4 separate regions of the Mus musculus genome follow, and all the other regions are linked to region 3. Evidence: chromatin loops called from intact Hi-C (ENCODE). Cell type or tissue: left cerebral cortex. All regions are shown on one strand. Each heading gives the region's core, and the rest is flanking DNA. Links, peaks and the distances in the headings are about the cores only. Region 1 holds the start of Fbxo4 (F-box protein 4). Region 2 holds the start of Card6 (caspase recruitment domain family, member 6). Region 3 overlaps Ccdc152 (coiled-coil domain containing 152). Region 4 holds the start of Oxct1 (3-oxoacid CoA transferase 1).

The links. Peaks named below come from ENCODE experiments on the same cell type or tissue, not always from the same donor. Only the 100,000 strongest peaks of a DNase experiment are listed, where the experiment ranks them.
Region 1: it touches region 3 in a loop (2.6-fold over the local background); 5 of 42 quality-filtered maps call a loop at or near these places.
Region 2: a loop joins it to region 3, with 6 times the contacts of the local background. A loop is called at or near these places in 2 of 42 quality-filtered maps.
Region 4: it touches region 3 in a loop (2.8-fold over the local background); 2 of 42 quality-filtered maps call a loop at or near these places.

What each region holds. Positions count from the first base shown.
Region 1 is chr15:3,976,786-3,984,091 of GRCm38, forward strand. Fbxo4 (F-box protein 4) reads right to left here and starts at 2,788. Exons shown (of 7, transcript NM_134099.2): 1 at 2,457-2,788; 2 at 977-1,212. The coding sequence starts at 2,639. It overlaps AW549877 (expressed sequence AW549877), which reads right to left. Exons shown (of 6, transcript NM_145930.3): 6 at 5,250-7,306. In left cerebral cortex, for the core only: a CTCF peak has its summit at 1,660 (motif pointing left); DNase peaks (open chromatin) are centred at 2,757 and 3,276; H3K4me3 peaks cover 1,238 bases; H3K27ac peaks cover 1,572 bases.
Region 2 is chr15:5,103,139-5,110,935 of GRCm38, forward strand. It overlaps Card6 (caspase recruitment domain family, member 6), which reads right to left and starts at 5,395. Exons shown (of 4, transcript NM_001163138.1): 1 at 5,345-5,395; 2 at 4,950-5,238; 3 at 1,765-2,298. The coding sequence starts at 5,232. In left cerebral cortex, for the core only: a CTCF peak has its summit at 3,330 (motif pointing left); DNase peaks (open chromatin) are centred at 3,364 and 4,791; H3K4me3 peaks cover 740 bases; H3K27ac peaks cover 541 bases.
Region 3 is chr15:3,292,754-3,300,550 of GRCm38, forward strand. It overlaps Ccdc152 (coiled-coil domain containing 152), which reads right to left. Exons shown (of 9, transcript NM_001166063.3): 3 at 5,348-5,453; 4 at 1,100-1,168. Gm41254 (a long non-coding RNA gene) reads left to right here and starts at 5,937. Exons shown (of 5, transcript XR_003951534.1): 1 at 5,937-7,295; 2 at 7,383-7,482. In left cerebral cortex, for the core only: a CTCF peak has its summit at 3,416 (motif pointing right); a DNase peak (open chromatin) is centred at 3,418.
Region 4 is chr15:4,022,567-4,030,363 of GRCm38, forward strand. Oxct1 (3-oxoacid CoA transferase 1) reads left to right here and starts at 3,862. Exons shown (of 17, transcript NM_024188.6): 1 at 3,862-4,283. The coding sequence starts at 4,206. BC037032 (cDNA Sequence BC037032) reads right to left here and starts at 4,840. Exons shown (of 2, transcript NR_028266.1): 1 at 3,453-4,840; 2 at 1-778. In left cerebral cortex, for the core only: CTCF peaks have their summits at 3,865 (motif pointing left) and 4,849; DNase peaks (open chromatin) are centred at 2,392, 3,192, 4,051 and 4,857; H3K4me3 peaks cover 2,312 bases; H3K27ac peaks cover 3,019 bases.

The sequences.
Region 1 (7,306 bases), core at 1-4,000, 680 kb after region 3:
TCTGACCTCCATCTGTAGCATGTAATATGCGTACCCACCCACATGTACATACAAAAAAAATAAGAGTAATTTTTAAAGAGAAATGCCAGTGGAATTTGAGATTATCTATAGAGATCATATACATTTTGATCTAGTCGTCTCCTGTTATCTGACATGATAACTATTGTCTGGGATGGAGAGATTGAGCAAGAAAGTAGAGGAGGAAATCCTATATGTAGCTACTGAATCAAAGTAAAACCATTCTTAGAGCCAAAGGACAAAGATTCTTTGAATTTGCTTTATTATGATTTAAATGTGGAGTTCACAATAAAGCAAGTTTTACCTATGTACAGTGACATATTCTGAGGGTACACAATAATATTAACCAATTCTTTACACCCTATATTATATGCAAACCATGTAACTTCTCTGGCCCCCTACATCCCTAACACAAAGATAAAGTCTTTAGGTTGGAAAAGGACATACCCAGAGCAGACGCCCATAGAATCCAATATGCAGCATTTGCTCAATAAAAGCAACTTTCTCATGTACATGATACTCAAGAAACTTGGAGGCTTTCAGGCAGTTAAATAATAATAATAATAAAAAGTATTTCATGTAGTCTTAAAAACAGTCTTCTTCCCCATCAAAAAGAACTGTTTCCTGATCTTTGGAAATTCTTCCTCTGAGTATGAATATGCATATACAATTTAACATAATGGAAAGTACTACAAATATTATGAGAAGTTTAAGAAAATTTTTTTTCTTGTCTACCATACCAGATATAATTAATCAAATACTGGTTAGTCACCACAGGAAAATAACAAAAGATTAAAGCTCTAAGGGACCTATGAAAAAAAGTCAATTAGCTCAAGGCCTAATTTTAACAAGGGGCATTCAGACAAATCCTATGCAGCAAGCTAACGTCAGGGTCAGAACTAATGTGCACTATTTAGAGTTTAGTATCTCTTGTCAATTCTCAGAAATAGATACTTACACCTCCATGTAATCAAGACAAGTGCTGTCGGTGACCTCAGATATTGGCTTTTTTAAGATCTCTAGATCTGGAAGTGACTTCCAATCAACCGAAGACCAAGAAGGGAGATCCCGCAACAGAAAGTATCTCCAGAGAATTGGGTCTCTTATAGTTTTGTTCCAGTAATGATCTGTACTTCCCAGCTGGCACAGATCGTGGGGTGAAAGAAACGACAAGATATACAACTGCACATCAACCTGAAAGAGAGGCAAGCAGCATGAAAGAAAGAGGTCATCTGTCTGGGGCAACTGTTTGCGGTGGCCTAATCAGTAAAGAATCATTGTACTGAAGGTCGCCTGAATGACTGGTTCTTTAAAATACATAAGTCTATCTTAACATCCCTCCACCAATAGAAAATTCAAAACTAAACATTTTCATCCCTAACACACCTGAAATGTTGCAAACTCAAGCTCTGCCTTTCTATTTTTCAAGCAAAGTAACCAGTTCCTTTCATTTCTTTCCATGAGTATGTTGATGTACCAGTTACTAATTTGTTCTTCAAAAATAAATGAGTGTCAAGTGGAGATTTTTTTCAAGCTGGAGAGATGGCTCAGAGGTTAAGAGCACTGGCTGCTCTTCCAGAGGTCCTGAGTTCTATTCCCAGCAACCACATGGTGGCTCACAACCATCTGTAATTTGGATCCAGTGCCCTCTTCTGGTGTGTCAGTGACAGTGTACTCACATATACATAAAATAAATAAATAAATAAATCTAAAAAAACAAAGTGGCGGTTTTTCTGATTTTATCACTAGATCAAATGAAAGCATGTGAACCTGTCATTTGAATTTCTCTCTATAGAGTATTAATCAGGTTCCGAGGACACCTGAGAGAAGCTTGGAGGTAACCTAAGCCTGTGGCTTTCATTTAGAGTGAATGTCAGTGGGATGTACTAATAACCCAACTGAGATAAAGGAATTGTCATCAACAATGTATAATCTATTTATTTATTTATTTATTTATTTATTTATTTATTTATTTTATCTTTCTCTGAAACTTTAAATTGCATGCATCCTCTTTGCAGCCTGACCTAACTTGAGGTACTTGTAACTTTACTGGTTTCAATTATGTGGCAGTTTTGTTGCTTTGGATATGTCAGAGTTGCTTGCTCTAGGCGACCCCCCCCCCCCCCTAACTGGAATACATTGACTAGGGATTAAAATGTGCAGAAGAAAGACACTGGAATGCCTTCCAAGCTAACCCACTTCCTTCATCAGATTTCCAGACATCCAAATAGGATGACTGACAACCTGTGGGTGATCTCGCTGGTCATTAGTGAGTGTTGTAGTGCGACCTTGGTTGGCAGGGGGATACCAAGAGTTACCATCAAGGCAATCCTGGCCACTTCACTTCCAGGCGAGCACACACCCGGAAGTGGCTGCCCTGCCGGCCCAGGCCCCCGGCCTGCGGCGGTCTCTGTGCGCGGCCTGCGGCCTCGGCTCACCGGCAGCCGCGTCAGCGCGCTCGTCTCCTCCGCCGCCTCCTTCCGGGAGGCCGTCGGCGTCGCCCGCTCCTTGGCCACCGAATACCAGAAGGTCCTCCAGCCGCTCAGGATGGCTGCCTCCAGGCGGCCCCAGTCGCTGGCGGGCGGCGGGGAGCCGGCTCCGCGGGGCTCGCTTCCAGCCATGGTCGCAGGCTCCGCGCGACACCGCGGGGCGCACGGGCTCCCCAGCCGCTCGGCCTCCGCCTCCGCCCCGCTGGTACGACCCGGGCTGGTCGGTTGGGCAGGGCTCCAGGCCGAGGTGGCCCGGAATGACTCACCCCGTTAGCCCAAACCCTCCCACACTACACATCCTCCGGGTCCCTCCCTGCCTCTGTGCGTCACCACAAGGACCTGGGAGCTAGGGCTTGTTGAACAGCCACCCTTTTTCTGAAATCTTGCTTCCCCTTAAGCGTTAGATATTAAGTAGGCTGTATGTGTGCTTCTGTGTTTTGGAATCAGCAATCTACCACTTGGAGTTGAGCAAAAACTGAGCCCGTGGAGGCTATCAGGAGCCTTATGTGTTATTAAAGATAACCTTGGCTGACTAGAACATCGTGCTGTGGAGAAACTATTGTAGATGGGAAGCCAAAACTGCCTCAAGCGTAGCTCTTTTAATATTAACTTCAATCTGGTTTTGGTCTAACCTCATGAGGTTGGGTGAAACTTGTAAGCTTTGCTTAAAATTTTATTTAACTACATGTATGTGGATATATGCATGAGCACTCAGGTTCCAGCAGAGGCCACAGGCATCACAAACCCTGGAACTGGAAACCACACCCTTGAGAGCCACCTACTCAGGCCCTCTGAAAGAACAGTACATTCTTATAACTGCTGAACCATCTCTCAAACACCTGCCCCCTTTACCGATTTTAAAGTAAATAATGTTGTAACATCTGAAAGCCAGGCAAGATGTAGCCAATTTTATCTAGGCTGTGTACATAATGCCCTCATCAGCGTAGGTGGTATATGTATTTGATGTATGGTCTTTGTTTTGTGGCTATAATAGTTCTTGCAACTGCTTCCACAACTTGGTGTGCCAACCTGAATCCAATCTCTGGCCATGGCCACTCACATTTTGCTTGCATTTACTTCCTCAAACTCCATTATTAGGTATTTTCTACCAAAATGGTGAGTTTAAGCCCACGACAAAAATGTACATACACTAAAAAATTGTTCAATCAATGATCTATCATAAAAGGTCAGAAGAAAATTTGATAGGAAAGAAAAGCCTGGATGTGGTACTATTAAAAGCCATTAGTGAATTTTTAATCTTCCAAAAGTGATGTCTATTCTAGTAACTTTAATCATAATCAAAAAGAAATTTAAGAAATGAGAGGTAGGCTATATAACAAAATATTATATAGCACTGGATATAGTTTTAGGAAAGACACAAATACCTATTTGGTAGCAGGTTATCAGTCTCTTTAAAGTAGATTACCTCACTTAATCTAATCCCCAAACCCATTCCACATCTAGACTTCATCACGGGAATACTTCGGATTTAGTAGTCACGTGTTAAATTCTTTAAAATCTTTTAGAATAATCTAGTAAGGATCACCACGTTATAACCTGAGGTGTAAACCTTGTTCTGGAGAACATGGAAGATGGGCGGAGCCCACATAATCTATCTCAAAATCACTGTCAACCTTTAACCACTTACTATTCCAAGATGGTTTGTTTGTGTTTTGCTTTGTTTTTTGTTTTTTGGGAAAACAGTTAAATTTTATCATCTATATACAACTGGTTTAATATCAATTGTCAAAACATTCTACATCTAGTCCATAGGATATTTAAAAATTAATACCATTTTACAATCTTCGAAGTAGAAGGCAAAGGCCACATCTTTTAAAAACACGCTAGGCTACAGGAAATAGTTGCTAGTATATAAATATGAAAGTAACACAGCAATAGCTGCATGTAACAGTACATAATGCTCAGTAGTGGACCCTAGACACTTTTCACAAGGGCCCTTCATTCAAAATGCAGTACCTGAAGCTCCAAATGAAAAGTAACAGACATTCAATAAAGCTGGAAGCTGGGCAACTGAGGGTCTGTCAGAGCATACATTTAAAAATGATTATTCTTTCCTATGACATTGCTCAGCAATGAGTAGGTCAACCACTTGCTCAGATTATCAGGACAAGGGGAAAGACTTATGAATTAATTACTTATATGGCCTTTCTCCTCTCTAAACTGTGTTTTGTATTCAGAGAAAGAAAATTAGCATAAGTCATTTTAAGTATGAAGAAATGAAAATGCCACTGCTTTTATATTACAAGGAAATGTGACTTATCTACTGAGCGAGGAAGAAATCAGCTTCATTATAGAATTGTTAAAACATGGCTCAGTACTAAGAGCTCCTCCTGCTTTTGCAGAGGATAGGAGTTGGGAGTCCCTCGCACCATCAGGTAACTTATAACCATCTCTAATTCCAATTCCAGGGGATCTGAGACTCTAGCCTCCACGGGCATGGGCCACATGCACCCACATGCACACACACACACACAATTTATACATACTTAAAAATAATTAAAAATATATACTATTTAAAGACAGAAAGACTTAGCAATTGACACAGTTCCAGTTAGGAAATGACAGGGTTGTGATTTACCTCAGGCCTTCTAGTTCAAGAACTCACAATCTGAATCATTATGCTACTCTCTTTGAAAGTTACTAGGACCAGAAAGAAGGTATTCATAAATTAGGACAGAAAAGTGATGCAAGAATAAAATATAAAAGAAAGTAAGAAACAAGTAGGGGGGTTTCGTTTTATTTTATTAAGTATATGTTCCAAAACACTGTAGCTGGAACATGTCACTAAAATTTGCAAAAACAAAACTAGGAAACACCGGCATAGTACATAATGAATACTTTTAATCCTGGCTATCTTAAGCTTATGTAGACATAATACTTTTATAATCTATTTCCTTTTATAGTAAATGAATGAAGGGTAAGTAATACTAGAGGACTATTGAATCCTGGACTCTGTGACAGATGAAATATCCTCATGGAGTTATAAAGGGGCCCCAGGAGACAAGCAATCTACAAGCAGACCAAGTTAGTAGCGGTGGGTATTTAAAATGTCATGAAGATAACTGGAAAACACCTTCAGACACAGTTCATACTTTAATGAACATCACAAGACTGAGCACAAGATTGTGAGGCTGGGAATGTATCTTTTATGGTGGCCTCTTAGTCATGACTTTCACCTTTTTCCACTGTAAGCAAAGGATAAGGGGATGTCATGATATGTGACTTAACATGAAATAATGCACAGCAGCCAGACAGCCTATAAACATAGCAAGAGAGACAGGCTCTTAAATCAAGTCTTAAAGTCTACTCCACATCAGAAAACTCACACTGAGTAAAGAGTGATAAACGTTTAAGGATTGTGGGAAAATCCTGTAACATTTTACATTTAATCAACAGCAGAGAATTCAAACCGAAGATAAATTTTCACTAGACGCAGGAAAGCAAAAGCTACCAAACACCAGCATGATATAATACATACGCTGTGTCTATATTAAGTACCTCTTACTGTAATGTTTCCATACAATGCTACTTCATACTGTGTTTAAAATAATAGGGAAGTAATACTAAAGACAGTACAGAGTTTTGGTTTCTGTGGAAAGATGTAATAACCGTATAGAAGATAGAAAAGGGAACTGGGCGGTGGACAGAAAACCACCTCAAGTGAATAAAGAACCCAAGACCTTTAGGCTGTAGGCATCAGAAACACCACGAATGAGAAAGCCATTAGATTCAATAAAAGGAGGTTTTAAGAGCCACTTCCTTAGGAAAATCTTCAGATGTACTGCATACACAAGGCATCAGAAAAAACAGGATGGAAATTGAAGACAGTGCTTAGATGGATCTTTCTAACCACTCTAAATACAATAGCACCATCTCCACGTCACAATAGTCCCCTACACCCTGCTAAGTGTGTTATCACTTGGCATACTGTACATTCTTCCTCCACTAAAAGCCTGTAACAGGAGGGTGTTTATATCCTCAGTGCCTAGGACAAAATATGGCATGTTGTAGGCACATATTAGCTATTGAAAGGGTCTATTATAGGCTTATTGTTATGTGGAGTATTTGTTATTTTGAGGTTACTTCATTCTAAATAAAACAATTTACTCATCAAGATTAATACCAAAAGATGTATTTTCCTTTTATAACACCACAGTAGAAAGTACTACAACTATTATGGTCTATAAATTGCTCTCCAATTGTTTGGGGTAGGGGAGTAAATTGTACAAAAAGCACCCAGAAATACCCTCATAATTGTATCAACCAGTGAGCCCCCAAAGGTCATAAAGGCAAAAATGGAAGTTCTCAGCTTGTGAAGACAGTCTTATTTTCTCAGGTTTAGTGTCCAGGTAACACTTGACTCCTCCGAGGAAGACATGCTCCCTTTTGCTATATCAACCACTGGTATAGAGGGCATGGCAGTTTGGAATGCAATAGCAGCAACCGTCTTGTGCAAAGTTTGGCATTTCAAATCATGCCTCATTAATTCAGAAGACATTACTACCTACCATGCAATGAACAGTGTGTGCAAAGATAAAATTTTAAGATATGGAGTTCGTTCAGTAGTAAGAAAAAAAATTACAACACATTGTACTGTGGTGACATGTGAAAGGAAGCGAGAAAATAAAGGAACATCTAATTTCTACTGGAAAGGGCTGAAAAAAGCCTTTAGACACAGTATTCCTAAAGGTACGTCATACAAGTAAAGTAATTTATCTGGCCACAAAGACCAGTCCAGCAATAATGACGTCTACAACGGTACTATGGTTGTAAAACAT
Region 2 (7,797 bases), core at 1,224-5,223, 1.8 Mb after region 3:
TCCATATGCAAGATTAGGGATCTGCTGTTCAAGAAACTGCAGATCAAAAACGTTTGGGAGGGCTGGTGAGATGGCTCAGTGGGTAGGAGCACCCGACTGCTCTTCCGAAGGTCCGGAGTTCAAATCCCAGCAACCACATGGTGGCTCACAACCATCCGTAATGAGATCTGACTCCCTCTTCTGGAGTGTCTGAGGACAGCTACAGTGTACTTACATTTAATAAATAAATAAATCTTTAAAAAAAAAAAAAAAAAAACGTTTGGGAAAATATGTTTATTCTGAACACACTGACTGACTTTTTTCAAGGAAATAGTTCTATCTCCCTGAAAAATAACTATTTACATAGAGCCTGTATTCTTTTTTTTTTTTTTTTTTTTTTTTTTTTTTTAGTGTGGGTATTCTAGGAGATTGAAGGAAGGAAGGGAGGATGGAGAGAAGATGGTTAACGGGTACTGGAGTGCAATAGTTAAGAATAACTTCTAGGGGCTGGAGAGATGGCTCAGCGGTTAAGAGCACTGACTCCTCTTCCCAAGGTCCTGAGTTCAATTCCCAGCAACCACATGATAGCTCACAACTATCTGTAATAGGATACGATGCCCTCTTCTGGTGTGGCTGAAGGTAGCTACAGTGTACTCACATATATTAAATAAATAAATTAAAAACAAAAACAAAACCTCTATCTTATTTAAAAATACATACATAAATAAATGAATAACTTCTAGGCCAGGGAGACAGCCTTGTACGTACAGGCATTTTCTGCCCAGCCTGATGACCTGAGCTGGATCCCTGGGACACACATGAAGAAAGGAGAAAAACAACTCCTGAGAATTGTCCTCTAACTTCCAGATCCCCCACCTACACACACACAAATAAATGAATGAATGATGTAATTTAAAAGCTGGGTATGCATATAAAAAGGAAGAATAACTTCTAATATTTTGTATCACAGTGAGACATCTTTGGTTGAGAATAATTAATTTTTCTAGATCAGCTAGCATAGAGAGCTATTTTATTTTGTGTTTGCTTTGAGACGGGACTTCATTAGCCCAGGCTGACATCAAACTCCCAGTCTTCCTTTCTGGGCCTCCGGAGTGCTGGCATCACCTGCGTGTACCCCTCACCCAGCAAAAGGCTTCTGAATGGTCCCCAACAAATCATTTCGGGGGCAAGAGACATGGCGATTACCCTCACCTGACTATTACACACTGTTCACATTTGTTGAAATATTACACTTATGCTCCATAAATACATGTAATTACTATAGAGCAGTTAAACCTAAAACATAATAAATATATTTTTAAAAATGTATAGAGGTTACATATAAGTATCAAGTCTCTTTCTCTCTCTTTCTTTCAATTTTTTTGAGACAGGCTTTCAGTCTTAGCCCTGGCTGGCCTGGAACTCAGTCTGTGTCTCAGATTAGGCTCAAATTTCCAGTGGTCCCCTTGCCCCAGCCTCTGAGTGCTAGGATCTCAGGCATGAGCCACCAGGCCTGGTTCACTATGCCATTTTAAATAAGGGATTGGAATATCCACAGATTGTGGTAGTCAGAGGAGGTCCTCAAATATGCTTCCCTCAGACACTGAGTCTTTTAACGGTACTGTCTCCCATTGGCCTAGACCTGAGAACTCCTTCGTTCAATACCCTCCCCTGGAGAAAGCCACCATCAGAGAAATGCCAGGTTTCTGATTAGTTGATTTGCCCTATCATGTGTCATGGCACCTTCTTAGTCCATAGATAAGTTGATACACACTGTCTCTATACCTTCAGCGCTTTTCTCCTCCTCCTCCTCCAATGAGAAATTGATCTCTGAACAGCTACTGGCTTCACTGGAGAACCCCATGGTCTCTTCATTCTCCCATTCCTCTTCATTATCATATACAAAGCACTGTGGGTCCTTGCCGGCCTCTTCCTCCAAGACAGTCTCGACATCTTCAGGGAACCCAAGGTACTCTTGATGTTCCCCTTCCTCTAAGTACAGCGAATCATCTGGCTCCTCGTATCTCTGTCCATTGCTTAAGAAGGTGATACTTGCTGGGACTTCATACTCAACTCTTTTGACTGAATGGGGAGCCGTGACCTGCGGTGTCCCATGCCCTTCCTGGTTCTCCCGGGAGGATACTGCAAGTTCCCTGTGGCCACTTTCCTTGTAGGTGAAGAACTTCAAAGCTCTCAGATCTAGACATTCTTTCTCTTCTGAGAGCTCTGCTATCTCCGGGATTATTGTCCCAAGAGAAAGGGGATCTTCAGAATTCCTGTTCACCCCCACAGTCTCTTCAGCTTCCTGCCGTGGAACTTCTGAAAAGAAAGCATTTCATTATTGCTTCTGCTTTTTCAATGTAACAATTTTAAATTACCTGACGTCTCTGATCTTCAAAGCATCACCCTTTACTTTTATTGCCTTTTCTTCCTTTCTTTCAGACAAAAACTGTTGTCTGTGTTGACTGGGCTGGCCCAAACTCTTGAGCTCAAATATATTCATACCTCAGTCCTCCTCACTAGCTAAGGCTACAGGAACACACTCAATCTCTCTTCTTTGTTTCACTGGATGATAGATCGAATGCCTACTGCATTTGATCAGTAGTAACAAATCACTTCACGTGGTAAATAAGCAAAAAGAAGTATATTTGTTATGAACAGTATTTAATTATACACTTGACGAGGCCCGCAGTCAGATTTCTTTGGGCCATTGCTAAGCAAATCTGATCCCAGTAATTCTTAAAGAGTAAGACAATTACTGAATTCTAGATATAGTAAAATCCATTTTTTTCGAGGATTACGAGGTTTGTTGTAAAAGGTTACTTTTAACTGTCAGCACAACTTAGAGAAGAGAGTCTCAGGTGAGGAGTTTTCTGCATTGAGTTGGCCATTGGGCATGGCATTGCTATAAGTTAACTGTTGTGGGAAGACCCACGCTAGCCACTGTGGGTGGTCATAATCCCTAGGCAGGGGATCTGAGCTGTCTGAGGTACAGAAGCCACGCTAAGCACAAGCAAGCAAGTATGTATGCATTTTGTCTCTGCTCTTGACTGTAGAAATGATGTAAGGAGCGGTCTCAAGCCTCTGCCACTGACTGCTCCAACAGTGATGAATGTAACCTATAATTATAAACTAAAAATAAACCCACAAACACTTTGTGTTTGTCGGAATACAGAGACTAGAAAGGAAACTAGAACAAGACCTGTCCGACACTAAGGATCTTGAGCACACACTGTTTTAACCTAAGCCCCTACCTTTCTATCATCCCTTAAAATCATCTTGAGCCATCTTTTAGATTACTTTAAAAAAAAAAAAAAAGAGCTACAACTCCCTCTAGTGATCATTTCCTGAATTGCCAAACAATACAGTAGAATAGGTCCCTGCCCCATGTCATGAGTTATCTTTTGTAACATGTCATTTTTTAAAGATTTATTTATGTATTTTATGTGAGTACACTGTTACCGTCCTCAGACACACCAGAATAGAGCATCAGATCCCATTACAGATGGTTGTGAGCCACCATGTGATTGCTGGGAATTCAACTCAGGACCTCTAGAAGAACAGTCAGTCTCTTATCCACTGAGCCATCTTTCCAGCCCAACATGTCATGTTTTTTAAGATGTTATAAATTTTTACTAGTTCTTACTAATCAATTGAACCACAATGAATTGTATTCATTGTGGCATTCTTTCTGTCTCTGTCTGCCTGTCTGTCTCTCTCTCTCTTACAAACACACTCTTCCCACTCTCCACCAGCTAGTCCGTCTATTCCCAAAAGAGATGCTCTCTCCTACTTTCTTTCTTTTCTTTTCTTTTTTTTTCTTTTTTTCTTTTTTTTTTTTTTTTTTTTTTTTTTGGTTTTTTTTTCGAGACAGGGTTTCTCTGTGTAGTCCTGGCTGTCCTGGAACTCACTCTGTAGATCAGACTGGCCTGGAACTCAGAAATCCACCTGTCTCTGCCTTCTGAGTGCTGGGGTTAAAGGCGTGCACCACCACTGCCCGGCTCGCTCTCCTACTTTCTTGTCATACATATTTAGTATGCATATATAGAAATGTAGGTTCTACATATGACATTTGAAAAGGAGACCAAGCAAAAGATATTATTATGTTACAAAGGACAGAATGCAGGTAAAAGGGCATACGTCATGAAAGAAGATATAAAGCTATTTTTTATTTTTAAAAAAATTCATACAATTTTTTTCTGAGAGGGATTAGGATAGAAAAAAGTATAGTCAATATTTATTATAGAAGAAAAACCTACTTTTCCTCCACTCCCAGTTTGAACTCCATCATCATTCCTTCCTCCTCTTTTTATGGGGATAAGTAAATAAAAATGTAACTAAAAGTCAAAAAGTCGAAGACTAAAACCCTGAGAGAAGATCCATGGTTCATGGTCATTCTAACTGTTTAGCTGGATAAAGTTTGGGACTGGACAAATTTTTAGAATAAACAGATTTTTTAAGAAAGAAAAATAACCATATTTTATAAAGCATCAATTTCAAGACCTTTATCACTTATCAAATGGAGAAGCTACACTTCTAGAAACTACTGTTCCTATCACAGACAAGGAGCTACTGATCTTCCAACTGGTTCATTTAAAATGGTTTTCCCTGTACCTTCAGCGTGGCTATCCAAAGGTCTCTGGGGATGTAAACATCTCCAAATTTACTCACACAAACAGGAAAACCCTAGATGGTGCCATTATCAACAATGGGCTCTTTTCAAATCCCCGCCAAAGCAACAGGCACCAGACGGTAGCTGAAAACGCTGGAACAGTGTGATCAGCCATTGCCAAGCTCCTGGATCAGAGAGATCCACTGCTCCCTGCCTTGGAAACGACACACATTCTGTTTCACATTTCAGTAAAACTCGTCTCAGGAAGTCAGATCCAAACAACCAGAAACAATTCTCTTTCTCTTCTAGAAAACCTGCTTCCTCCCCCTTTGCTTCAAACTTTAAAAGCTCCACTTACCGTGCTTGAAGCCCACTGTGGACGCTGACTCTGGAAAGGCATTAGACAAACACCGGAGGAAACGCCGACAGCTGTCCTCTCCTTTTTTCTGTATCAAAATTAACAGCTTCCGACTTTTCTTCAGGGGATCTGTGATTTCCTCCAGAGTCTCATACTCCTTCTCAGAAATCAGGCTCCGAGAGGTTAACGTGTCCAAGATAGAGTCCGGATCTTGTTGGAGGACACTGAGCAACTTCGTACGTTTTTTTTCTATGAGTTCTGAGGAAGCACCCTCTGTAGCCATTGCTTCCTACAAACCAGGAAATGGATCAAGTCATTCTGGCAGGTAAAGAAATCTATGTTAACAAAGAAAGGCAGAAATCCTACTTAGCAAAGATAAAACGCGTCAAAAATACCTGTTGTTGGAGAGGGCAAAGAGGACAACAGAGAGTACAAACACAGGAAGTCAGCCCGGAGCACTCTCGGTCTGTGGTTCTGTGGTTTCCTGTTGCTGATCTTTTATCTGTGTTTTCTCTGTCTCTCTGTCTCTCTGTCTCTGTCTCTGTCTCTGTCTCTCTGTCTCTGTCTCTCTCTGTGTCTGTCTGTCTCTCTCTCTCTCTCTCTCTCTCTCTCTCTCTCTCTCTCTCTCTCTCTGTGTGTGTGTGTGTGTGTGTGTGTGTGTACACTTGCTGAGGTTGGAATCCAAGGTCTCATGTGGTTCTGCTACTGATCTGTACCCGGAACCTTACTCTCTGCTCTTTTTGATGGCTAGACTAAATTTCACTAATACTGGGCAGTGGGGAACATGCCACAAAGGGTGGCCCACACCTCTGATGCCAGCATTCAGAAGGCAGAGGCAGGAAAATAATAATCGTTGCAGTTTAGTGGCTGGCTAGTCTACACAGTGTGTTCTAGGCCACCCAGGACCACATAGTTAGACCCTCTCTCAATAAAACAAAACGAGATGAAGTGAACCCGGGACCTCCTCCAGGATGTTTCGTTTGAACATTGAATTGGGCTAGGTATCCCTGCTCTGGGCCCTAAACTGTGATGTTATAAATGCAAATCGACTGATTTGTGGAGAGTAATCTTCAAAATGCAGGTAAAAAATAGATCAAAATTGTAAATGTATAACCCTTCCCTCTAGCAATCCCACCTCTAGAAATGTAGGAGCTGGAGAAATGGCTTAGCAGTAAGAACACTTTTTGCTCTTACAGAAGACCTGGGTTCATTTGCCAGCACTCTCAAGGTGGTGCTTCATAACCATCCATAAATCCAGTTCCAGCCAGGCGGTGGTGGCACACGCCTTTAATCCCAGCACTCAGGAGGCAGAGGCAAGCAGATTTCTGAGTTCAAGGCCAGCCTGGTCTACAGAGTGAGTACCAGGACAGCCAGGGCTACACAGAGAAACCCTGCCTCAAAACACACTATATATATATACACACACACACATATATACACATATACATATATATATACACATATACATATATATATATATGTGTGTATATATATAAAATAAATATAGTTCCAAGAGCTCCAACTTCCTTTCTGACCTCCATGGGTACCAGGCACACACATGGTACACATCTATACACACAAGCAAAAAAAAAAAAAAACACATATAAGAATCTTTACAGAAAATATTATTAAATGCATGCCAAAAATATACATAGGAAATATCTATTCCAACTGGATAATAGCAGAAAAGCAAAAATATCCTAAATTTCCATAAATCAGAGGTCTGTGAAATAAATGATAGCAGGAAAATACCAAGGAACTATTAAACTGGTAAAAAGATTTTACTAATTTGTGACACATCATGCGGGTGATCGGAAGTGAACCCTAGTTCCCTGGGAGAGTAGCCAGTGTTCCTAGCCATCTCTCCAGCTTCCTGCTAGGCTGTTTTAAAGGATAAAGTAGAACCTAATAGTGATGATAAGCACATTATATTATTTTGGAGAATAGCAAGTTACCGATCCCATTTAAAAAAAAAAAAAAACTGGGCAAGATAATACACACCTTTAAGCCCAGCTCTGGGAGGCAAAGGCAGGTGGTTCAAGGCCAGCCTGGTCTACATAGAGAACTCCAGACCATCCAGGGCTATATAGTATGATATATATATATATATATATATAGCGTCATCTCAAAATTAGACAAACAAACAAACAACAAAAGCAAAGCAGTATGTAAGCTACGTGTGGTGGTGTACGCCTTTAACCTCTGGGGAGGCAGAAGCAGATCTCTGTGAATTGGAGTCTGCTCTCCATAGCAAGTTTCAGACCAGCTAGAGCAGCACAGTGAGACCCTGTCTCAGAAAAGCAAAGCAAGCAAAACCAGTATGTGTACAGCATATGCCTGTTGCACATACAGCAGACATTTTTGTAAGAAGATAATTAAGAGAGACAGCCCAGGTTTTAATACTGGCTACTCCTGAGCATTGGATTATGAATGGATTTATAGTTTGTACACTAATACATTCTACATTTGAGAAGGCTCAACAGTTAAGAGCACTTGCTGTTCCGCGGAGGACCTTGGTTTGATTCCCAGCACCTTCGTAATGGCTCACACAGAGCAGGAAGTCCACTGCCAGGAAATCCAATGCCCTCTGCTGAGCTCTCTGGGCACCATGTGGTATACATACATACATGGCGGCAAAACACTCATGCACATTAAATAATTTTTTAACTCAGATTAATTTTTTTGAGACAGGATCTTTCTCACATAGCCCTGCTGTCTAGGAACTCATTATGTAGACCAGATTAGCCTGGAACTTACAAAGACTCATTTGCCTCTGTCTTCCAAGTTTCTGAAATTAAAGGTGTGTGCCACAACACACAGCAAAAATTTTAAGTGTTTTTATTAGCAG
Region 3 (7,797 bases), core at 1,443-5,442:
TTGGTCATCTTGACACTGGGAAAGGTTAGGGTTAGGGTTAAGGTTAGGGTTCTAGACATAGAGAACGAGGCAGCAGAGGTTGGGTTTGAGGGAAGCACAATCAGAGGCCAGTGTGATGGGTTCCATTGTAATTCTAGCTCGTGGGGCACTGAAGCAGGACTGCTGCAAGTTCTGGGCCGGTTTGGGCTAAATAATAAGTTTCAGGCCAGCTTACACTACAAAATAAGCCTCTGTATATAAACCCAAGGGGCAGGTATGGAATGCCAGGATGGTTCAGTGGACAAAAGCTACCACTTCCAAGCCTAAGGACTTGAGTTAAATTCTAGAACCCACAGGGTGGAAGGAGAAACTGACTTCTGCAAGTTGTCTTCTTTCTTACACACAAGCACCATGTGATATGTTCCCAGTCACCCAAGTTTCCCTTGAGTGAAAAACATACCAATAATAAGAAAATATTTTTAAACAAACAAAACAATATTCCCAGTGTTCTTTCTCCTATGGGCTGGAGACTAAACTTCTAATACATGGACCTTTGGGGCACATTTTATATTCAATCTGCAAGGGGCTACTTCGACCTTTGTGTAATGCTGCTATGAATATTAGTGTACAAAAACTTATGTCTCTGATTTTTATTGCTTTTTGTTCATATCTTGGGGTGGAATTTATGAATCAAATGGTAATTCTATGTTTCATTTTTCTGAGTAATCACCAGTTTGTGGTAACGCTGCATTATATTCCTACCAGCAATACAAATATACCTTGTGTTTTGAGACAGGGTCTCTCACTGGTCTGGAGTTTCCAGGTAGGTCAGGCTAGTTGGCCCCTGGATGAGCCACAGTGATCCACCTGTTTCTGTCTGTCACCAGGGTTGGGTTTTGTAAGTTGGTACTGCCACATGTGGCTCTCTTTTACTTCCTCCCTCCCTTCCTCCTTTGCTCCCCCCACACTCCCTTTTCCTTTCCTTTTCTTCCTTCCCCTTTTTTCTTACTTATTTGAGACATGGTTTCTACAGCTTGTACTCACGTGAGCACACTCACATTCAATCAATCATCTTTCCAGGATCCAAACCATGGTCTTAAGAATGATTTCTCTAACTTACCTTTCAAATTGTGTTGATATTGAACAGTCTGTTGTAGCCCTTTTATCATAGTATGAAGAATAATACATTCTAAAACATAAGATACATTTGTTTGAAAATCTTGATAGAAAGAGCTGAAAGAAAATAATATTCAACTTAAAATTATGTGATCTTACTAAAGCAACCAGACATCTCAAGATGAATTACAATATATAGCATTAGGGCTACTATTGTTACAATGAAACCTGGAGGCAAGAGTTGATGCAGATGCCATGGAGAAGTGCAGCTTATTGGCTTGCTCAGCCTGCTTTCTTATGGAACCCAGGTGTCCAACAGCCCAGGCATGGCACCACCCATAATGAGCTGGGCCCTCCCCCACAGATCACCAATTAAGAAAACACCCTAGAAGCTTGCCTACAGCTTGATCTTCTAGAACCATTTTCTCAAAGGAGTCTCTCTCTCTCTCTCTCTCTCTTTCTCTCTCTCTCTAATATTTTTATTGATTATGTTAGAATTTCACATCACTCACTCCATCATATTCATTTCCTAGTCCTCCCAAGTCCACTCCCCAACTTTATGACTTTCCAACACCAGAAGAGGAAGAGGAGGAGGAGAAAGAGAAGGAACACAACTCCAGTATGGTCAAACTCTCAGTGGCCAGTCCCTTAAAGAAAACAGTCCTTTCCCACCTGCACCACCACCAGAAGCCCTCAATTGTAACACATACACTACAGCATCCTTATTACAACTTTTAAGAGTGTTCTTTGATACTTTCCCTTCTTGTCTACCTCTTCTTCCAGGGGTGTTGGTAGTGGAAGTAGGGGTTCATACTGACACCTTCTATGTCCCTCTTTCTTAACTGTGAGTTTGCAGTCATCGATGCAACTGCCAAAGTAGCTTCCTTTAACCTTAAAGCCAGCCAGGAGCACCAACCACAGACATTTACATGGTCTCCAGTATCAGCATGTGCCACCAACCTCAGCATGGTCTTTAGTGATAGTATTATAGACCACAGGCATCAACATGGGCCTCTGTCCCAGCTTAGACTACAGACACCATCAGAGCCCTAAGTGGCATCACAGGCCAAGCACATCAATACGGCCTCCAGGACAACATGAATCAAGGACACCAACATGGCTTCAGGTGACAACAGACTACAGATATCAACACAGTCCCCTGATGCAGGACCATGAATATCAACATGACCTGAGGTGACTGCACAGGTTACTCACATCGACATGGCCCTGCTGCAGCACAGCCCACATATACCATGGACATCTGCATGATCCTTGGTGGTAACGGGTTTCTTTGTGTAGCTTTTCAGCCCTAGAACTTTCTCTGTAATGCAGGCTGGACTCAAACTCAGAGGTCTGCCTGCCTCTGCCATAGAATGCTGGGATTAAAGTAATGCACCACCCCCTCCCAGCAAGTTTACTCCTCCCTAAAGACTCTGGTTTGTGTCAACTTGATATAAAACTAGCCAGCACAAACAATAAGTACTTTATAATCAACCTTTATGTGAAATGAACCCCAACATTTCGTAATTACTTTTCTAAGGCACCGTACAGTAGAGATTTTCCCATGTGCCTTAGCAATGTTTTTCCTGGAAGCGACTCACATGTGGACATGTCTGGGAATCACAAAAAGTGTTTGCATGCAATGCTTCCAGGAATGCACACACTAAGAAGAGAGAGACAAGTCACAGTAAGGTTGTTCAAAGGTAGAGGGCCACAAAGGTGGAGGGCCACAGCTAGTGAGGAAATATAAGGTGAGGCTTTTGTTACTGCTGAGCAGTTATGTTCTCCTAGATTTGTAACTAAATCCTGGGCAAGAGGAGAGCTGTGAAAGGGTTAAAAACCCAAAACTGTGTTCCAAGACATCAGCTATCTTGGTGCCAGTGTCTTCAAAACAATGCAAAATATTTTCTTCAACCATGATTATTTTGCAAAAGTCCAAAGTCTCACGACTAGCACAAGGGACTACTGTTATGGTCTCTTACCCTTCCCTGCTCTCCTGTCTGTTCCCTCAACCACTCACGCAGCTCTCCGTCACCTTCTCTTCTCTTGTTGCTTTTACTTCCCACTATCAGAATGCTGGTTAAATTACATTTGCTTGGTAGGCATTAGCCGATAACCTGCTTCACATGTTTCTGTGTTAGATGATGTTATAGGAGAGATGTGTTCTGTCAGTACTTCTCTTTCTCGTAATGAACATCACTTATTTGAAGGAATCTAGCAATTAGTGAAATAAGGTAGGTGAAGTTTCCTCAGTAATTAGCAAATGAAATTCACCTTGAAGCTCTTTGCATACTAGTTTTTAAAAAGTATTTTAAAATTTTGAACACAAGATGGCAGGCTCACCACATTTTTCCCCACTAGAAATTAGGTAGCTAAGGAATTCATGAAATACAGTATCATTCAGTGATTTAAGCAAAAGCTTTTCATTATCTTTGCAAACTTAAATCTACATTATCCTTTTGTCCAGAATTTGTTATTCTGTCCTATTAAAAATTTCTCAATTATTAAGCTATTTTTAATAATTTAGTACACCAATATTGATTTTAGTGTAAATTTAGGATCTAGTATTAATTATCAGTTTGTTTATTAGTAATTATTTCATAGAGTAGTTTGAAATAATTAAATGCAATTAAAGCATCACTTCCAGTCTTGGACCTGAAATGTCTCCCAAAGGTTCATGGACTAAAAGTTTGGTTCTTAGCTCATGGAGCCACTGGGAGATTGTAGAAACTTTAAGAGACAGAATCTAACAAGAAGTTAGGTCTAAGAAGTGTCCCACAATGGGAATCTGTGGGACACTTACCTCATGATTAGAATTGGGGCTGTAGAAATGAGAAGTTTACAAATGTAAAGCATAGTTTTCATCGTATCATATGGTATGAAATCACATCATATCACATCACATCACATCACATCACATCGAAGGTGCATGGTGGTAGTACAGTATTAATTTTGATGTCATTGATCCTGTGGCTGAGGTAGAATTTACCCAGTTTGACACCATGTAATTTACATGTTCCACCTTGTTATGCTGTGAGCTTCCCTACAGAACAGGAATTACTTTATGAGTGTGCCTGGAGTCCTGCTCCACCTGTCTGAGGACAAATTATCTACATAAGCCAGTTGGATTCTGCCACACTGGAGAGCTGTTTCTTACTTTATTATTTACTTATGAAAGCAAATTAAGGCTATTTTGTTGATGAAATCACTACAGCTTTGGTCATCGAGAGCTCTTTCAGTTATTTTTGACAGTTCTATTATTATGGGTTTGTTTTTTCATTTCTTTCCCTTCTAAAAAATATTTTTGAGATGAGAAAGTCTCTCTCTCTGTATCTATAGTTGTATTAAAGTCACAATCCTCCTCCTTCAGTCTCCTGAGTGCGGGAATCCTGTAATGTCACACCATACCTGGCCTAATCCTACGTTAACCCGGTTCTTTTTATCAGAGAAAGGTATTAGAAGATAAGATCTAGGGACTGGATCATCCTACTAGGGCCTTTCAGAGACACAGCGAAGATTGTATATGCTCTTCACGGTCAGCTCTGAAAACATATATACATATTTTCTTATGACAACAATTAAAGAATAAAAGAGGCTAAGTATTTGAAAGCAAGCAAGCAGGGATATAGGGGAGGGCTTGGAGGAAGGAACGGGGAGGGGAAATGATATTATAATCAAAAAAGAAGTACCAAATAAAAAAGAAAGTATATGCATATAGTTTTTTTTAAATGTTTCCGCATTTTACTGCTTTCTTTGGGTGTGTGTATACACGTGTATGCATATGCATGACATGTGTAAGTCAGAGGATAGTTTTGGGTAATTGATACTGTTTTACTGTGGATCTGTATGTGGATTCTGTGGATCAAATTCAGGTCATCAGACTTGGCTGCAGGTGCCTTTACCCACCGAGCGACCGAGCCACTTCACAGCTTCAGTTATAACTCTTAAAACTGATGACTCATCAGTTTATGAGGGAGGAGCTCTAGTTTTGCCCCACGTGGTTTTATAGATCTGTACTAGGACTTCAAGTCGCCATTTCTTACATGGGTAGAACCTGATAGAAGACGTAACTTCCTTCAATCTGATTTTTTTTTTTAAACCTATGTTGGAGCTATACTATAGAGTGCTATGAGACAACACTCTGGAACATTCTATATGCACGTAAGGTAGGTTACAAACATGGGGTATAATGTCAGATACTGCAGTGAGCACCTTCCTTGATTATTATTTCTTTAGGCAGCAAAGAACTGACCTTCTTTCATCGAGGTTTCTTTTGTTTGCATTATTTTTAATAAGCTGTTAGTCTTTTCCAGCTGAATATCCAGAAGGTTGTTCTTTCCAGCAGTTTCTATCATTTTCTGTAGAAGAAATTGGGCATATGCTATCACAAAAATCAATGACACCATTTTGATTCTTCTGTTAAGAATATGAAGAGAAATGAGAACACAAACCATTTAACATCTGAAAGTCTAATAATTAAATTTGGGATATAATTTCAAATAAACCGTACTGTATTGAGCCTTCAATTTGTCATTTCTTACATGGGCAGCATCTAGTAGAAGACTCAACTTCCTTCATTCCAGGTTTTCATGTATTTTGGAGATACACTAAAAAGAGTTCAGCAAGACAGCAGTCTGGAAAGTTCTATGTGCACTTATGGTAGGTTACACATGCAGGAGAATGTCGACCAGTGCAGCGAGCACCCTCATGAGATGGGTATGACTTTCTGATTTACTTTCTATTTTAAAAGTAATACAGATGGTTTGGGAATGCAGGCCAGAGATAAATTGCTATGGTAACATTCATGAATCCTCCTTAGATTTCAGTTCCAGAAACACACACACACACACACACACACACACACACACACTCGAACACGACATGTACACATTCACTCATGGGGAATGACATGGTAAAATATTAATTCAGCCCATTATAAACAAGAAAAAAATATGAGCTAACCTGAGCAAATTTCTTTCAACTATTCAACTTTTAGTCCCATGTCAATCCCAGGCATCTATCAAGCATAAGAGTGAATGGCTACTGTCAGCTCCTGTGGAGGCTGATGCAGGACGGTCTCCTGAGCCCTGGCGTTTATGTACAGCATGGGCACTACAGTGAGCTTTTGTCTCAAAACCTAAACCAGCACAAACCAAAACCACCTCCTTGCATTTGTTTCCATAGTACTCTGTGATGGCATGACTATGCTATTCACTCTGTTCTGCACTCAACTGCTTTGCTTAGCGTTATTATCCGGGAGGCGATGTCACAACCACAGCTCTGCTGCACTGTTTTTACAGCTATTTTGAGTTTTATTTTTGAAGACGCTACCAGGGAAAATTCATTGTTTATAGTTTTTCTATTACAGACAACGACTAAGCATTTGGAACCAGCCTCTGGTGTCGGTGTAAGCAGTATAACGAGCCTCCGTGAGCTCCCCAGGTTTATCAGTATGTTTTCCATACGTCTATCCACTTCCCTATTTCAATCTTTAGCAACTCACATTGTATTATTTCATCTGTATTACCACTTATGTATCTAAGAGGCAAGATTCTAAACATCAGAACACCATATCAAATTTAAAAATGGACAATTATGTTTATTTAGGGTACTTGAGAATATGATCGTGTATTTTCAAATCAATGTCTAAACATCTGGCGCTTCTTTCTCATAGGAGTACTTACTTCTTTTCCCTGGTGTTCTATTAATCTCAAGACTAGAGATTTATTTGCCAAGTTTTAGGCAGAGAGATGGAAAAGAGTATAGATAGAATAGAGAAAAACTAAATACACCTATGTTTTATATTACAATTGATTATTATGGTAGAAGACTGAAAAACAAAACTTCTTCACTTTTCATTAAAACTATTTTGGAGTTTCTGGGGTTCTGCCAGTTTCCCTTTAACACTGGCAAAATACATCAGTAATTGTTTCCTTGCCCCAGGAACATCTTTATATGTCAGTATGAATAAGGTAAAGTGAGATAGGGCATTGTGCAGGAGTAGGTAGAAAGAATGCAAGAGCCAGAGGATGAGGTCAGGTGCTGTGCCACACTGTCTTCTGGGCAGGAATGGCTGTTCTACTCATGGACTCACGGGAGCCGAGGACTGTACAAGAACAAGCCAGTCAGCATTGCAATGTGAGAGGGAAGGGCCCGTGGGGCTCTGTCTCTAGTTGACGAGCTCCTGACCACTGACACAGGTGAGAGGGGGTAATCTCTTAGGAGGTGGGGATGGCTGCTGGTAGGTGGACCAGATTCTGGTGGGTAACCTCACATCCCTACACCAGCTGCACTTAGGGAGCTAGAAGAAGAGGAAGAAGAGGAGAAGGAGGAGAAAGAAGAGGAAGAGGAAAAGAAGGAGGAAGAGGAGGAGAAGAGGAAGAAAAGGTGGGGAGGAGAATTAGGGGAAGTACTGGGGTTAGGGCTCCATCCTCCACAGCATGTGTGTGGGGAGTTTGAGTTGGATATGATCAAGAAACATTGTATAAGTATATGAAATTGTCAAATAAATAGAATATTAAAGTTTAAAAATACAGGAAAGGGTTTAGCAAAACATATTTTCATTATCCAAAGCTGGCTATTTTATTTTTAAATAAAAAAGTATGCGTATTTAACAAAACAATACATTTTAGTATAATAACATAGAGTGAAAAAAAGAGTAAGTTTATTGGTGTTTTCAAATTCCTGGCATGCCATTCTTTG
Region 4 (7,797 bases), core at 1,491-5,490, 730 kb after region 3:
CCCAGCAGCTCCCTGAGGCCCAGGAAGAGGAGTCTATGAACCGGCATGGTCTCCTTCATGCATCTAAGATCCAGGAAGAGGAGTCTATGAACCGGTGTGGTCTCCTTCATGCATCCAAGATAACATCATATTGAGATACCTGCTAAGTTTGGCTAGTCACCTCTTAGTCTTTTTCCTTTCAGAATGTAGAGGCTTAGCTGGGCGGAGTGTTAACCACATTCCAGTGTAGAGCAGGTCTCTCCTTAATGGTGCTTGACTCCTGAGCAATTATAGCCTCTATTTCAATGTGGGCAGTAAGATTCCCAATGCTCCTTATCTCACCAAAATGTCCATTTTTAATTTCTGTCTCTTTTCCATCATAGATCCGAAGCATTATCAATAAAAACCATGCCACAGACTCAATGTTATGTGGTCTTGAAATTTTATTCCACTATAGAAATTATTCTGTTACTTTAAAAATTTCCCCTTAGGTAAGTTCTTAGGATCAAAGCCCAGGGCCATTAGATTCTTTGCCCAAATATCACAAGAGCTTGGAGCCCAATGGCTGATAGTGTTCCTCTCTGAAACCTTCTGCTCTGGGTCTCCACAGTCCTCATTGCTCTCAGTGTGGTTATCTTTCAGGCTTCCTTTAGGGTTGCCTTTTAAGTTCTGCCGAAAGTATCCAGATGCTGCTCCAGGCCAGATCTCCACAGTCTTCCACCTTCCTCTTCAAAGCAACACAGTCAAGTGCTACACAGCTTCAGCCCACTCTAGCACCAACTTCTGTATTTAACGGTTGCTGTGATAAAACACAATGATCAAAACCAGTTTATAGAAGAAAGGACTCATTTTTGGGCTCACAGTTTCAGGGGGAACAAAGTCAATTATGGCAGTCTCTCCCTGACATTGGAGAGGCTGAGAATCCAAAGCAGGTGTCCTATGCTGAAGCTGAGCACACTTAGATGGCTGTGTTTTTCTCCTGAAGTTTTCTTAGCACCGTAACATGACTCTCATTTTCATTTTTTGACTGTGTAACTCATATATTTTCATTTTCTCCTATAAAAAATATAACAGGAACAATCTGATTCATTTTAATGTATTACTTAAACAAAATTGAGTAAACATCATTGCTTCAAAGGAATTTGAAAATATTAAGTTAATAAAATAGGCAAATCAATGATTTACATAGTAAAAAATACTTTAGCTTTACAAATTGATAAGAACCTTGAGATAAGTTTTGTTTTCCTACTGAAGGACAAGTGTTTGAAAGATCTCAAACACTGCTTAAAGGACCATTATATAGAATGAGGCATTTATGAATTTTTGTAACTGCCTCATACCACATAGATAAAACTCCTACCACTAGTTAAGCCGGTTAGACGACATTTGAAAACAAGTCTTCAGCTGCCCTGGATTTTCATCCTGGAGGAACATGCTGCTAACCAAAAGGAAAGGGTGTCTTATCTTCAGTAAAGGCATGAGCTATGGCACAATATCTCAGGAGAATGAAAATGAAATCTCTCAAGCAGAAACATTGCCACTACAATCTAACAGGTCACATTTACCTGGTGAAGGACACCTCAACCTACAACCTCAGAACATAACCCTTTCCTTATTACCTGTGTGGAATTTTTTTAAGTCTTTGAATTTCATTAGCCAGTTTTTTTTTTTTTAAGAGTGTGAATGTTAAGTGGTATAAGGTTTTACAAGGAAAATCTCATGAATGTAGAATATTGGTTAGAAACTGCTTTTCAGAGTACTGAGGAAAGTGGCCCTGCAATTGCAGGCCTATAATCCTAGCTACTTGGGAGGCTGAGGCAGAAGGATGAGAAGTTCCAGTCCAGCCTGGACTACAGAGTGTATTTAAGGCTCAGCTGGGCAACTTAAAAACAGAACAGGGGATATACTCATTGGGAATGCCCACGCAGGAGGCCTTAGATTCAGTCCTCAATCCCCATGCCTACATAATGGGAGAGGGAAATGGTCCTACTAATAAGAAATTTAAAAGAATCAGACTTTTTATATGCAAGTTATAAATTAAAATGGCTTTTGTAGAATCAGGAAAAAAGATTGGTACAGAATAAACACTCTTTCAAGTTGAATTGATGCCTTACACATTGTTGAGCTGATGTAAAATGAAGCCGTGGGCTTATCAAAAAATGCAGCCCCTCTCCCTTCTGGCTGTGCAGTACGGAGGCTGGTTTTGCTTTTTTGTTTGTTTTGGTTTTGTTTTTCCTAGCAGCCTTAATTCTGCAGAATAATAAATTTAAAATATCCACCGTCTTCATTTAGGAGAAATACATGTGACCAGCCAAGAAGAGTGAGTCAGATGACTACGAGACAAGTTGCCAGTGCTTTTTTTTTTTTTTTTCCCTTTCACGTGGCCCTGGAAGGAAAAAAGTGGAAGAACAACTGTAGTACCAGCTTTTGTTGTTCCTTCTCAAAACTGCAGCACAACAGCCGCCATGTTAGGGCTAGTCATGGGACTTCGGTTTAAACATTCGAACTCTTCACAGCTTATTAAAATGCGCCCCCAAAATATCCAGGATTACTGAGTTCACTTCTCCTATGCAATCAGATGATAGTTTAACTTGATATTTTATTTCCATGTTAAAACCGTAATCTTTACAGGAGACATTTTTGAGTTAAGGGAGTACTGAGGTAGTTGCTTTTCTGTGCAGATTTTTAAATTCCTTATTCATTTGTTTTGGCGCACATACACAGGCATGCACTCGCTGCAGTGCATGTGAGGTCGGAGGAGGACTTGGCTGGAGTTGGTTCTTCCCTGCTACCATGTGGGTCCCAGGGATCAAACTGAGGTCACTAAGCTTGGAGGCAAGTGTCTTTACCATCTCCCCAGGCCAGTAGACAGGTTTTAATTAAACAGGACTGTTCATCCTTCATTGTATCGGCATACTTTTTAAGGAAGTTAAAGAGTCATTTACTGTTGTCATGGGTTTTGCATCACTTCAAATTTAAACTGTTCTTCCAGGACTCGATGGGCTTTTAATCCAATAAAAGGATTTCCCGGGCTTCCAAGTGGTCTTTTAAACTCGGCGGTGAGTGTAGAACGTCCTGAAGAAATGGTTCAGGCCGGTTGGGTGCCAGTCAAAAGATAAGGCTTGAGCCAGGCACAATTGCACATACTCTGGGATAGGCTGCCGCAATAGAAAAAAGTTGGAGGTCAGCCTGAGCCATATATAGAGTTTCAGTGGGACCTAAGAGAGCTAGAGATCCTTCCTCAAACAAAACAGCAAAAAACAAACTCCAAAACGAAAACCTCCAAAACGATGAAGTTAACCCACCACCGAATATTAGCTAAATTTAGTGCCGAGCATTTTTGTGTTCATTGTGTCCCTTGACTGGCTTTTCTCATACAAAACTGCAACAGGAAGAGCATTACAAGGTGAGGGGAATTATACAACATGGACAAGGACGAGGAGGAGAGGAGACAGACACTTCTGTGCTTATACCTGTTCTGTAATTTCTGGAATTGTTGGGACTCCGGTTCCAGGAAAATTCTGGAACACAGAGTAGGATGATGGGGAACAACAGCCCAGTTCTAATCTTGTCCCTCTGTCGGTTAAGCAGGTCATGTCTCATGAGGGTCAGTCAGCACGCTGCTGGGTTTCAGAGGAAACTAAGGGCAAAACCAGACTTGAAGAGAGTTGTGGGTGTTGGGGTTGAGAAATGTTGGAAAGGTGAGCTGTCTAGATCTGGAAGGAGATCTTTATCAGTGACCCTTTGTACCTGTACTCATTCCAGAGGGCGATTTGGAAAAGTAACACGTTCAGTAAGAGACCCTCCAGGCCCTTGGCAACCCGAAACCCTGGTTGATGCCAAGCCTTGCGCGAGGGGAAGGCAGGCTCTAGCGCCCCCTCCAGCCTGAGTGCAGCGCCCGCCGCTGCGGGTGTGCCCGCAGATGAGCTGGAGCCCAGCACCTCCGGCCCCGGCACAACCCGCGGGGCTCGTCCTAGCTGTGCAGCCTTTCCATTCCTAGCCGTGAGCCCCTCCCTGTCTCGCTTCTTGACAAGCCAGCAGGCAGCAAGGGGCGGCACCGCTCTGAGGTCCCGAGGACGTCACTGACGCGCGGTCGAGCCTCCAGCCCGCCCTACCGCTCGCCTTGCCTTCTCTCTTCTTAGCCGGTGACGCCGCCGCGGCCCCGGGCAACCAGCACTCGCACGCACTCCCGCGCGCGCCACCGTCTCCCGCACCCGGGGCCGAAGATGGCGGCTCTCAAACTCCTGTCCTCTGGGCTTCGGCTCGGCGCCTCAGCCCGCAGCTCGCGGGGCGCCCTGCATAAGGTAAATTGAAGGTGCAGGGGGGCAAGAGGAAGGCCACGCGCGGACGAGCTGCGAGCGGCGCGCGCGTTCTTTGCCCTGCCCATCTCCACCGCCTCTGGTCGGGGATCTGGCATCTGCAGCGCCGTGCCCGGGGGTTGGGGGTGGGGGCTTGGAGACGCTCGGGTTTCAGGGTAGCCCCGCCGCCGCTTGTCTGTCTGTCTGTCTGTCTGTCTGTCTTTGCTTCTCCATCCACTTCCCCGCTGTGCTTGCAGCGGTGGAGAAGCGGTCGAGGCTCTGTGTACCAAAGCCACGCAGCAACGCCTTAGAGACAGACTGTCGGCGTCCAGGGACTCGCGTCCCCATCTCCCGCCACTCCTACAGACTCCAGGCTCCAGGCCGACGCCCTTGGGAAGGGGGTCCCCGGGGCCGTCGCCCTAGGTAAGGGCCGGTTGGAGGAGAGGAGCGGAGAAGGGCGGCGCGCTGAGGCTTGCGCCCCACCTGAGGGAGCTGCTGGCGCCGGCTGAGGCCCAGAACCCCGGGCCGGGTTAACCGCTGCTGGCTCAAGTTCACCGCCAAGTGGGCGGATGCTGTGCGCTGCGGAGGCGGACTGCCGCTCCCCATCCTCCCCTTCCCTATATGGCGGTAGAAAGGGGAACCCGGACTGGAGCTCTTGTCACGGGGCGATTTAGCCTGCCAAGCGTTTGGAAGCAGAAGGAGGGCTGGCGGCGCTCCGCTGCAGTTTGCAAACGCCTCGGTCCTTTATTTTGAATTCCTCTCCGTCCCCTCCGGGTTAGAGACTTGCAATGTTCAAAGACCGTAAAAAAACAAAAATCAAAAACAAAAACAAAAAAACCCAAACACCTTGACCCACAGAATGGTATCCTGAGTCGCCCTCCTAGCAGACTAGCTGGTGGTGGATATTTTTGCTTATACATTGTAGAGGGTCTAGCCTCTAAGCACACATTCGGGTTGGATTTGAGTATGGGACCAAGGAACTGAGTGCTGGAGGAGGGTGGGGAGGAGGGTGGATTCACCTTGGAGTGTTCAGTTTGCTCAGGAGCCTCTTCCCGAACCTGCAAAGTTTTCTTTGAAGAGGTTTCAAATTGCAGTCCTGAACTTAAGAAGAGTGCATCACGCAGGGCATTTACTTGCACTGTGTGCTCTTGAACTCCTTCCCCTGTTGCTCATTTCCTTGCCTTCAATCTCTGAGTGTTGAGAATCTAAAGATGTCATCACAGGACTCCCTCGTGTGCTAGGGAATGGTTCAGAACTGAGTCATTGCGTTGTTAAATTCCTCAAAGGAGGCATTTGGGTAATTGCATGCAAATTTGGATGCACTTAACCACCAGCCAACCTGCTGCAAGTGATGGAGCAGATGCAAAAAACCAGGACACAGGGATGTCCTTGGGCCAAGGTCAAAAACTTTCTTTTGACAGTGCATGTTTGTCTAAGTTTAAATTATTCACCTCTAGTCTACCCCACTTTCAATATAATCATTAAACCATTTCTCAAGCCAGCAAACCTCTAGGTGGATGAGCTGTAATTATGGGTTAGTAAAAAGTTCATGGCCCAGTTCAAAGTTAGGCTTCTCAGGAATGAGGAAAGAAGGTGCAGCTCCTGCTCTCTGGGGTGTTCTGCCCGCTTATGCATTGGTTGGCCTTACTGGCTGCTTGCTTAGCGCGTAAGTCATCCGCCTCTGCTGAATTGTAATACCCCTGTGCTGAATTGTAATACCCCTGTGCTGAATTGTAATACCCCTGTGTTCGTTTCACTGGGACCACGGTATACCTCAGTCCTTTGCCTCCCTCAACACTGCAGACTGCTCTGCCAAGAATACTCATTTTAGTACACACCTGAGAGAACCTGGTGGATACCTTCAGTAACCTTGAATACTTTCTGGCTAAATGTAGCCAACAGGTAAACTGAGATAGATATTTAAAAAATGCTTTTATGCTTTTGTTTTGGGAGACAGGATCTTGCTATGGGGGCCAGGAAGGCCTGGCACCCATGATTCTTTTGCTTCAGCCTACAGAATTCTGAAATTAAAGGTGTGTACTTATTTACCATGCTTAAAAAAAATCTTCCTTCCCTCCCTCCTTCCTACTTCCCTCCACCCTTCCTTCTTTCCCTTCCTCTGTCCTTCTCCCTCCCTCTCTCCATCTCTCTTTCCTTATTTTCCTTCATCCTTGCTTCTTTCCCTGCCTCCCTTTCTCCTTCCTTCTCTCCCTCCCATTCATGGTGAACAAGTTCCTTGTCTGGAGCTATAGCATGACCTGGAATTACCTGGAAGCTTTTCAATCTGGTGCTGTGTCACCCTAAGGTTTCTAGCTGGGTAGGTTCTAAGTGGATTGATTCATGTTGAACATTGGCTGATTCCTCTTGGCAGAGATGCTTCCTCCTGGCAAGCTTGCATGCTATTCACCTGAATAGTGCTGCCTTTTCCTCCTAACTGGGTTTCTTTCCTCTTTCCATGACAGCTCTTCCTGATTTTGTTTATCAAACTTCCATACTACAAAAAACAAAACAAAACAAAAACAAAAACAAACAAAAAACAAAAAACAAAAAAACCCAAAAAACAAAACCAAAAAGAGCCAGGGGTGGTGGCACACGCCTTTAATCCCAGCACTGGGAGGCAGAGGCAGGCGGATTTCTGAGTTCGAGGCCAGCCTGGTCTACAAAGTGAGTTCCAGGACAGCCAGGGCTATACAGAGAAACCCTGTCTCGAAAAACAAAACAAAACAAAACAAAACAAAACAAAACAAACTTCCATACTAATATAGGCTATATCAACCTTTCTGTGTCATGATTTCTTTAACAGTCGTGAGGTGACATTTAGACACCACTTGGGTGTATAGTTCTCTATCACTCTATTATTGAGGTAATACTTATATTTACAAACAGAAGAAAAACAAAGTGTTTGAGGTCAGTGATATGGATAAAGCTGCCGCACAAAGACTTATAACTCAAGTTCAATTTCTAGGACTTACATGGTAGAAAGAGAACTGACTACTTTTTGTTGTCCTGTCCTCTAACCTCCAGAGGTTCACTGTGGTACAACCCTTCCCTACCAAGATACAGACACATGCACACACACACACACACACACACACACATATGTGTATCATATATATATATATATATATACTAGAACACTATTATTTCCTTTACCTACATCTCTTTTCCTTGTCATCCAACACTTGAGAACTTAGTAAAATATGTGTGTGTATATGTGTGTATATATTATAGAGAGAATATGTATATATAATGTATGGTATATGTATATGTATATAATATATAGTATATTACAATATGTGTATATGATATATAACACATATATAATGTACTATTTATTATATAGTATGTATAATATAGTATATGTATATATACAGTATGTATAGTATATGTATATATAATATATAATATACATACACATACTATATATATGTATATATATGTATATATACATATACACACACATACATACATTATACATACACACATACACAGACACATATATTTTACTAAGTTCTCAAGT